Regions from separate parts of the Homo sapiens genome. Here region 1 is linked to region 2. Evidence: chromatin loops called from intact Hi-C (ENCODE). Cell type or tissue: Calu3. All regions are shown on one strand. Each heading gives the region's core, and the rest is flanking DNA. Links, peaks and the distances in the headings are about the cores only.

Region 1 (5,331 bases), core at 1-5,000, 100 kb before region 2:
AGCTTTATAAAATGAGGACCTCTAGGTTCCCTTCATTACAATTAGAGAACCATTGCATTAGGTTTTGGTTGTTTTGTTTGTTTGTTTGTTTGTTTCTTTTTTTTTTTTCAGTCCTACAGTTGAACCAAGTAAATGTTTGGAAAGAGACAAATTTCAGTTTTAGATACTAAAATCAAAGAGACAAATTTCAGTTTTATGTACTAAAAACTTTCTAAGAATTTGATTAGTCCAAAAACATAGGCTGAAATGTAATGATTAATAGTCAGAGATAGAGAGTGATTCTGGGCATAATTCTGGGAAGAAGAGGAGATCTGAAAAGATGGACTTTCAAATAGCAAGTCTCTTCCATATCTAATTTCACGTGATCCAGGCCCATGATGACTGAGTTTGGTTTTCAAACTCTATAAAGGTCTTAGCTGGTTCCTCTTATAAAGCAACATCCAGAGAAAGAATGAGTCTAAAGACAGATCCTTTCTTTTTCCTATATAGAAACAATATGACAAAAACTCATTATTTTATTTAACATCTCAATGGATTATTACCACTGATAACTTTTCCACCACTGGCTCAAATTTGAAAAACAGATTGTGCTATTATCACTCCCATTTTTCCCCCATAGGACCTGAGGTAAGGGAAAAAAGCAATATTCTAGTTGGCTGAGTGTGAAGGTAATGAAAAATACCTGTGTTTAAACACAGCGGCCCACTGCCCCCTGTGTACTCTATCCCATGAAGACTAGAGACAGCAATGGTTCTTTCCATCATCAAAATTCTATTATTCTGCTTTATGATTATTTGCTACCGCAGAAGACAATGGACATGAATAACATTATGTTTATTTAAATTCATTTTCAGGAAGAGTGGACTCATTACCCTACGCATGACTTGCATTTTAATACATTGTCAAAAGCCATTCACTTACCTGAGGCATCACTTTGCAGGATTCCATAAAAGTAGAGACTCACTACACACCACAGAAGTGTCATCCTGTAACCATAAATACAAAGGTAAGGGAAATCACTTACTACTTTCAAGGGCTTAAATAATAATAACTAGCATTCATGCCTGCTGACTATAGACTAGGGACTGTTCTAAGAATTTTACAATATTAACAAATTTCATTGTCAGAACCAACCAATAAGACAGGTTTTATTTTGTTTCTGTTTTTTTGTTGTTTGTTTTTCAATTCCCATATTACATGCAGATAAAGAAGTTTAATACACAGGTTTAAATAACATAACTAAGATCCTTTGGCTAGAGACAAGTTTCAATAACATCACCACGATCCTTTGGCTAGAGAGTGGTAGAGCTATGATCAAACTCCAGCTTTCTGGCTCCACAACTCTCTTTTTCACTGAACTATAACTGCCTACTTAAAAAATATTCATCTGGATTTTTTGACCAGGATTTACATTTCTGGCAGATAAATTCAACCTTCTTACCCCTCTTTGCATTCCCTTGGTCTATTTCTAGTTGGAATACTTTACAATCCAGGTACTTTTCCCTTTTAGTGACACATAGACACATAGAAAGTCTAGAAATCCTGGATTCAGACTTTGTCTGCAATCTACCATACTGTGAATTTATATTAAGGAAAATATATAAATCTAATTCCTGCTGTTCGTGCTCTCCTCTTCTCACTGGAAGACAGAAATGATGAGGGAGGAGTCAACTTTCTATGATCTTTCGCCTTCCTATTAATAACCAGCTGAAACAGCCAACTGCTGTGAACCATACCCTTACATTTGGTTGCATGATATTTAATGCTGAAGATGTGGAGATTTGACAGCTCTGTGAAGTATTTCTTTTTCTACTACCCAAGAAATATCTGGCCACTGGTAAAACCTCTGTGGGTTATAAATACTGAAACCTGAAGATGATGCAGAAATTCCATGCTCAAGAACTCTGCTTTCTGTGTCGAAGGTAACAGCCATATAAGAATGCTTGCAGAGGTCTTGATAACTTGTCCAGCTCATATTTCCAGTAAGTGACAAAGATGCTATTTATATCCACATTAGGCTAACTACAAAGATTATTATCTCAAATAGCCTATGCCACAAGTTTCACAACCACAGGTATGCAGCAGCTTAAACAGATCAAAGAGGTATTTGATAAATAAGATGACCATATAACATCATTTAAAATGGGCCAATTTTAAGAGCATTAAATTATAACAAAAGATATAAACTACACAAGGAATCCAAGAGGTGTGGCCACCCTAAAGGACTATGCAAGTTTCCAACTCCCGTCACCTCTCTTGACCACACCTCTCCAAAAATCTCTGGTTCATGCTTCCTTTTTTAGCCTGGTTGTACACAAATCACAGGTGAGCTCGTCATATCACAAGCTGTTGTTTCATCTGATAAATTAAATGATGTTTTCTTCCCAGCACCTCTTCCTTCCAGCTCTTATATTATGACCTTGGGGAAATCTTTTTCTCTCCATCAGTCTTTCATTTATTCAATAAAACATGTATTGAGCATTTTCTCCTTCTTTTCCAAATTTTTTAGTTTGTGTGTGTGTGTGGTTATGTAGCAGATGTGTGTGTGTGTGTGTGTGTGTGTGTGTGTGTGTGTGTGTGGACGAGATATGTTTTGATACAGGCAAGCAATGTGAAATAAGCACATCATGGAAAATGGAATATCCGTCCCCTCAAGGATTTATCCTTTGAGTTTCCAAGTTGCTATGATACAGCTACGAAGCCTCTCATGGGCAAAATGTAGGGTCTTCTCTAAAGGCACTTTTCCACAGTAAAGATGAACCCCCAGCAAGACACTTTAGTATCATCAACTATGTATAGAACACACATCTAGAGACACTTAAGAGATAAAAAGAGTTACCAGACAGAAATTCTAGCACTAGGCAGGGTCTAACAGAAACTTAAAATGTGCACCAAAAAAAAAACCCCCTGCAATATGAAGTAAAAAGTGATAAAAATAGAGAGGAACAGATAAGTGTTATTGAAGATTAGCAAAGGAAAGAGGTCACTCCAGCCAAGACAATAAAAGAAGACGAAACACAAGAGGTGACATTTGAACTGGTATGGATATTTAGACTTGAGACAGAAGGAACATGTGAGAAAAAGAAACTTTCAGTGGAGAATAATGCTCAAAGGTAGTGAAAGCATAGAACACAAATGGAAAATAGTATATAAAGAACTGAGTTTTGCTCAAGCACAAGGTTTTAGAAAAAGAACTACAGAAGATTTTGTTGGAAAGCAGACAGTGGTAGAATCATAATATGGCAAAGCCTTAAATAACAGGCCAAAGGCTTGGGATTTAAAGAGCAAATAGGGAGTCACCAAAGTTTTCTGAGTAGGGGAGCAACATGACCCTCAAATTGTACTTTATAGAGCACTGCCAGGCGCGTATTAGATAGATGGCTGCTAAATTCTGTCTTGAAGTCATTTTGGCTCCTGAATCTGTTATCACAATAATTGCTATCTTCCTAGCTTTGTGACATCTACAGACTTGATCAGCATGCAACCTATATCTTCATCCAAGTCATTAATAAATGTAATTAATAATTCTGCATTAAACTTGCCAGCAAAGAGCAACTAGAGATTTCACTGCATTCAGGGAACCGTAATTTCAGCCCCACTTCTCAGCTATGCTAAAGCAATACGCCCTCCCAAATTGCTGTCAGCTATTTAAAAACCCCCACATACCTCTAGATTTTCCCAGTTTGCCTGTTTATAAGCTGCTGAATTCCTAAGGCAACATTTATAAGACATTCTAATTAGTGTGATTGAGGGCCTTAATTGATATTCCCAAGAGTAACTGGATTATGCTGAAGGCAGCAAAGAGTCAGGTCACCAAGGCAAAGCTAATCTAAAGATAACCTGTCTGCGAACACACATCCAGGGCCAGTCCTGCCCTGTGATGAATTAGAATAAAGCAGACTGAAAAGGAAACGTGATTGAACAGGCTGGTTTTGACAGATTAAAGGTACCAATGTTATTGGGAGGCGCCTGGCTGATCTGAAACCTCTCAGAGAATGCTGGGTCATTTAGCATTGTCTTGTATTCAGCCTTAGAATTTTATTATCGTAAAGAGTAATACACTTTTGGTTGTTGCGTCTTAGAGTGAGAGGGTGCTGGGTCAGAGATGGAGGAACTGTCAGAAAGCAAAGGGACGTGGGTAATAAACACAGATTCTCAGTGTCTAAATTAGAGCTTAGCTTTAGATTATTGCAATGGGGCCTAACAGACCCTGCTGTTGCTTCAGATGATTCTAACCTACATATAATATCTTCCCAGCCTTTCCTGCATTATCCGTGTAATTTACTGCATGATAATCCTCATGCTCCCTCCCTTATCTTTTGGTACATCTCTCATATTTAATCCTATTGTTTCCCAGTATATCAACTTTAATGACTATATCATTTAGCAAGAAGATTTAAAATGTACTTAGTTCTCTGTAATCGACGACAATGTTAAAGATGGGTCTTCACGTGCTCAGCACCTTAACATCTACTTCCGCATATGAAACTTTTTATCGTCTGCATTCTCTAGACTTGGTAATCATTAGCATCTCCTTATCTGCATCACTCTGACCACTGAATTCTCTCACCTAGCCCGCAGGTGACAGGCTGAAACTAGGTTTGCTGTGCCAAGGGTGGGATTTGCCATGAATCACCATTTGTTCTGCCTGCCTTCCGCTCAGCAGCACTTCACCAGATCACAGGACTGGATTTGTCCCTCAGTTTCCTGATCCCATATATAGCTCTATACTCAGAAAACACCCACTTAGGCCTTCAGCCTGGTGCTCGTCAGCACCCTCTTCCAGGAGCCTACCTTATGTCCCTGTAAAGACTTGCAGTCAGCTAGATAAACCTCCTATAACCATGAAACTGCTAAACCTGCTTCATTCTGCCATGGTTGACTGACACCCTTTTCTATGACCTGCCCACTGAAAACTACGACCATTCGCACTTTTGAAAACTTGGCCATTCACGCCAAGGAATACACCCCAGAAGGCCATCCCCATAAAAGGTCAACCCTGTAGTCAAATCACTTCCTTGAGTCCCAATCCTGCCCTAATCCCATTCAGATCTTTCCTTTTATTTTCTCTAAGTTACTGCAAAAAGTCTGAGTAGGTCTGGCATTTCTGTGGTTACCTAAGATACAATGAACAAGCCTTTGAAGAAAACAGGAAAAGCTACTAATTATTCCATTCTACACAAAAGGGATAGCATTTAGTAAGACATGAGAGTTATTTTCATCATCAGTCTTTTGTGGAGTTTACAGGGCTTTTTTTGAAAATAGGATCCTTGTGCAGAATATTTCAAATCTAATATTTATCAGCAAATGAAAGTTTTGGCAAAGTGACAT
Region 2 (5,394 bases), core at 227-5,226:
ACCACAATAAGATTCAACTTTATACCTACACCTAGACTGGCTATAATTTTAGAACATCAATAATAAGTATTAACAATGATGTGGAGAAGTCAGAACCATGACACAATCCTGCTGGAAGTGTAAATTGGTACAGTTGCTTTGGACAAGAGTCTGGAATTTCCTCAAAAAAACTAAATATAAAGTTACCATTTGACTCAGCAATTTGAATTATTTATATACATATATGAGATATGTAATTGTTTCATAAACAAATATATTTATGTCTTTGACTCTACATATGATATATATCTATATGATCTATATATAGACAGAAATAAACATTTGTCCACACAAGAACTTGTACATCAATGGTCATAATATTATTCATAAAAGTTAAAAGGTGAAAACAACCCAAATGTCCATCAGCTGATGAGCACAGAAACATAATGTGGCAAATCCATACAATGGAATATTATTTAACAACAAAAAGGAGTGAAGTGATAATACATGACACAGTATGGATGAACCTTGAACACATCATGTGAAGCAAAAGAAGGCTTTAAGTAGAATATATTTTAGTATTCATTGCTAAATGGTTTTGCAAAGATTTTCCTATTTTGCATATATAACACAAATGAAATCATACAATATGCGATCCCAGAGATCACATATTGTATGAATTCATTTGCGTTATATATGCAAAACAGGAAAATCTATGGTGATAGAAAGTAGTTTAGTAGCATTTAGGGATGGGGAGGATAGACAGTTGGGAGGGCGGATGATAGCTAAAGGGTACAGGGTTTCTTTTGGGGATGATAAAAATATTCCAAAATGATGATGTAGCACAGCTCTGAGAATATATTAAAATCATTGAATTGTACACTTTAAATGGTAACTAGTATGATACCTGAATTATATACATCTCCGTAAAGTTGTTACTAAAAATAAGATCGTATGTTAAGACCAATTCCTATCTTAAGAAAGCAAGGAGGTAGAATTTGTGTGTTGTGGGGATGAGAGCAGGCAATGAGAATGATGGTCTAAAGGGGTAACCATGTTTCTTCTTTGAGTGATGGGTGGATAGAGATGATGTATTCAAGTTGAGGATAGATTTAGCTGGAAGGATATGTGAAACTTCCAAGTAGCTATGTCTGTGAGACAGTTAAATACACAGGTCTTCAGTTCAAAACTTTTTTTTATCTAGAGATATAAATCTAGAAACATTTAGCATACTAACAGTAGCTGAAGATAAAGGGCAGAATGAAGTCATCTAGTGTATCTTTAGAGAACATGGCAAAAGGATAAGCTACTGGGAACATCGATGGTAAAGGGGTTGGTTAGTAAAAGAAAAAGAATCAAAAGAAAATGAAAGAAAATCTGAGATGCAGGAAGAAAACCAGAAGACAGAAATGTCTCAGAAACTCGAAGAGGAGAAAATTGAAAAGATGAAATAGCCAACATTTTCAAATGTCAATTTGGGATGACCACATTTTAGGTGTAGCAACTAAAGTGTTTAATCCAGAGAAGTGAAGATGATAGGATAGAAGCAGAAATAAGTGCAGAGTTTGTTACCTGATATCTGAAGACTAATCATATATAAACTGGAATAGATTTGTCTTTTTGTGGCTCTAAATGCCAGAAACAACATATCCATTTCCTCAGTCGCTCCTTGTTTCTTTGTGGTGAAAACACTTAAAATCCATTATTTTAGCTATTTTGAAATATACAATACTTTATTAGCTGTACACCTCATATGGTGTAACAAATTACCAGAGCCCATTTCTCCTTTGTACCCTTCGCCAACATCTCCCCTTTCTTCATCCATGTCCCCAACCACAATTTCACTTGATAATTCCAAATTAAATAAGACAACATTTATTAAAAATACTTTAAAAATCCAGAATTAAAACCAATGTGTGGGAAAAAATTCAGTTCCATTAAGGAAGAAAAGTTATGTATTTTGTGAGAATTACCCAAAGATAAAATCAACTGCTCCAGTGGGTTTTTCGTACTAGAGTGATAAAAGTGTCCATGTTCAAAGATATGATATATCTATCATCATCATCTAGAAGTCCTTAATAAATAGCAGGTTGAATCATATATAATTGAGAGTATTAAATCATTTTAACCAACAAAATATAATTTTATATGGTTCAATCTAATAATTACTGAATGAACAAAGGAATAAATGAATATTAAATTAGGAAGTCCTTTTAATTTTCAGTAGATAAAAATATAACTCCTTTAAAAAACAGTTTTAGCAGGACAAAAAAAAATAAAAACACAAATTTACTACAGCGCTTGCCAGAAAAAAATAACCTTTTCTTTCACTGTGTGCTAAACATTTTTGAAGAGGTCTAAAGCAGTTAGTTAAGTATTGCGTGTACATTTATTTACTCGAGTAGATTTACTCAGAAACATTATATTGAAAATCCATTGTGCCTTTTATATACTGATAAGCAAAATTGTTATTTTACTATTTATTATTATTATGAATAATGCCAAAAATGAAAAAAGCTACCTAAAAAAGTGACAGAAAATGTAATAGCAAGATATTTTTTCATTTAAAAGGAAAAGGCCTTATCCTTTAATTCAGCTTATATAACTTATATGATTCAATATTTGTTGTTTTTTGTCATCTTTGCAAAAGAATCTTAAGCTTCACAGAAAGAAAGGAGTGGCTAGTTTAAAAATTTTTTCAAGATTCCAAGTTACTCTGAATATAATTTTCTTATGTTGTTGTCAGGGAGGCATGAATGTCACCACAAGTGCAATTTTTTGTTCTTATTTTGATTTCCATTAACTAAGTTTTCCCTTTTCAGCCACTTAGTGTCACCCTATCACAACCGAAATTACAGCCTAAATTACAGAGACAAAGTGCTCCTGTCCTCAGCCATAGTGGAATGCAGACTCCACGGAGCAGAAATTCTCCCTAGGGCATTCACTGGTCAATCTTTCCTTTTCCTTTACATTCCTCATTCAAGGGAATTGCTGGCAAAATTATGTGATGGGAAAATGAATATTTGGTTTCCTTGACATTTTGGTACATTTACAGCCTAAATTACTTTCATCATACTGTTAAAAATCTGATCAATTATTAACATGTTTAACACCTAAATAAAAACTAAGTAAAGACATGATTAATTATTAATAATATGCTGAAGTACATGCAACCATTTTTTGGTTTAGATGTTAATAGTAGCAAGCACGTCACTTGACATTTTCTCCAGCCAGAACGATCTCTCAATGAGATACTAATCATGGTGTCACCTTGCTTAAAAATCCTCGAAGCAATTTCGTTTCCTGAAGGGAAAGAGTTGTGCAGTCTCCTTATTCCGATAATCAAACCTCCACGGTATGTCCCTGCATTCCTGTTTCTAGCTTCATTGAACTCCCCTGTTGCCATACCCCAAGGATACCTTACACATTCTTGACTCTGTACCTTTGCTCATCTGTTATCTGCCGTCTAAGATGCTCATAACATTCACTTTTCTTTTATGCATACTTAATGATTTATCTCTAATAATGTCTCCTCCATGAAACTTGCTATGAAATAGACACAAGGTTATAACACAAAGAATTCAGAGTCAGAAAGTTTCCTCATCCTCCAGTTAATATTTTATAAGTGTGGAGAAATGTTTCTATAATCCAAATTCCCCATGGTATAAATTTCTTCTCGTGTCTCATTATCTAACACTGGACACACCTAAACTAATACCATGCCGAAACTAATTGTTAACAAAGTGAATGAATGTATAACACAAATGGTTGAGCCTTCCATGGGGATAAAACCTACGCTACATGGAAGAGGAGTAAATAGTTCAATAAAACCACTGCTATAAGAAAAGAGGAATCGATTTTGATTAGGCAGTCATTATTGGTTTTAGCGCTTTCCAATGCAAAACTAATTGCTATCTCCTTAAATCCAAATTGCATTTTCTTTACACTGTTATTAAAGAAATCATATTCCAGTCTCCTGTGTGTCTGACATGAGAAACAGACTTGAGACTTCATCTCTGTATCCTCAGTATCGGGCACACAGTGAATACCAACAAAGGTCTGTGGAAGCAAATGCCATCAGGTGTATTCCTGAATAACAGAATGATGACTCTGTATGTACTTCATGTCTAGACAGCAATACATTGAAGTTAAAGGGAGAAGAGGAGCATTTGTGTACACATGCTGCTGGCAGGCATGGTAGTTTCTTTTTCCAATTCCTCTTCTCTCACTTCCTAGCTATATGAATGTTGGCAAGGTACACAAGTTCTATTGTTTTACCATCTCCATCTGTAAAATGGAATGACTTTACATGAAAATAAGTTATGGTAAGGCTTAAGCAATCACTAATTGTAGATTGCTTAGCCCAGTGTCAGAGACTTGGTAAATAGTATCTACAGTTAGTACAATCTGCTTAGATCAGAAAATTCTGGCTATTTTGGTCAGTGTGATATGTGGAAATAAAAGAAGCTTCCAGGAGCTTGTATTCTCTCCACAAACCAAACAGAGCCAATTTTCATAGTGATGGATAGGCCTAACAAGTCACATTTGTCCTTTACTAACTGTCATGGAAACAGCAAAATTGATAAATTCTGAATTCTCTCATCACTTCTTCTGGATTTAAAACAACAAAGCGAACAGCTCAAAAAGCATTCTTGATTATTATTTTTAATATAATACTGACTCTAATATTTATGTACAAACTGAGAAAACTTGGCAGCCCAAAATGAAAGTAGGAAGGGAGGTATGTAAAGTGAGATATAAAAGAAGAACTAAGAGTATTTATTCTTCATGCATTCACAAAGGTTTGGGTAATACTTTGCATAACCAATTTTGAAAGTTAGAATTCTAAACTTTTAATATTTTACAATGAAGAAAAATCCGGTAAAATGTGTGAAAGGAACTATGGAATAGAGTTTAATATCTGCCACACTGTATTTAGTAGACCGGTAAATTCACCTATTAAACAACTGCAATGTTTATTCAATGATTTTAAAAGCAAACCAGAATTTGCAATTTATCAGGAATTCGATAATGTTGTCAGTTAATAAAACAACTCCTACCCTTACACACATCTAACCTAAGCATGGTTTGTCAATTATTACCATAAACAGTGCCACTTATAGCAAATGTTTAACTCCAAGTTATGTCAAAGCACTTTTCAGAGTGATATAATTTGTGTTAAATTTGCAAAGGACTACATTTAATGGTCCATTTCAGACATGGCCTCTTAGTTGCTGGTACAATCTAGTAATGAATGTAGAACAAACCAATGTCAAGTTTTCTGTTCAAAATGCTGTAGAGATACTATTTCCCCAACCTGGCCTTAGATTCATCTACCGACTGAGCCTATGTAGCAACATTGATTCTCTTCTCTCCCCTTCATATTTTTCTGGTTGACAGTTTCTTATATTCACA

Evidence for each region. Hi-C counts contacts between places; a loop is a spot of excess contacts. Peaks named below come from ENCODE experiments on the same cell type or tissue, not always from the same donor. Only the 100,000 strongest peaks of a DNase experiment are listed, where the experiment ranks them.
Region 1: it touches region 2 in a loop (4-fold over the local background); 1 of 110 quality-filtered maps calls a loop at or near these places.

What each region holds. Positions count from the first base shown.
Region 1 is chr3:190,559,944-190,565,274 of GRCh38, reverse strand. It overlaps IL1RAP (interleukin 1 receptor accessory protein), which reads right to left. Exons shown (of 12, transcript NM_002182.4): 3 at 922-986. The coding sequence starts at 985. Among named protein-coding and RNA genes, the nearest start is that of IL1RAP, 49 kb to the right of the region's middle. In Calu3, for the core only: no CTCF peak of the experiment used is centred there; DNase peaks (open chromatin) are centred at 1,974, 2,244 and 4,614.
Region 2 is chr3:190,455,706-190,461,099 of GRCh38, reverse strand. No RefSeq gene overlaps it. Among named protein-coding and RNA genes, the nearest start is that of TMEM207, 8.5 kb to the right of the region's middle. In Calu3, for the core only: no CTCF peak of the experiment used is centred there; a DNase peak (open chromatin) is centred at 2,869.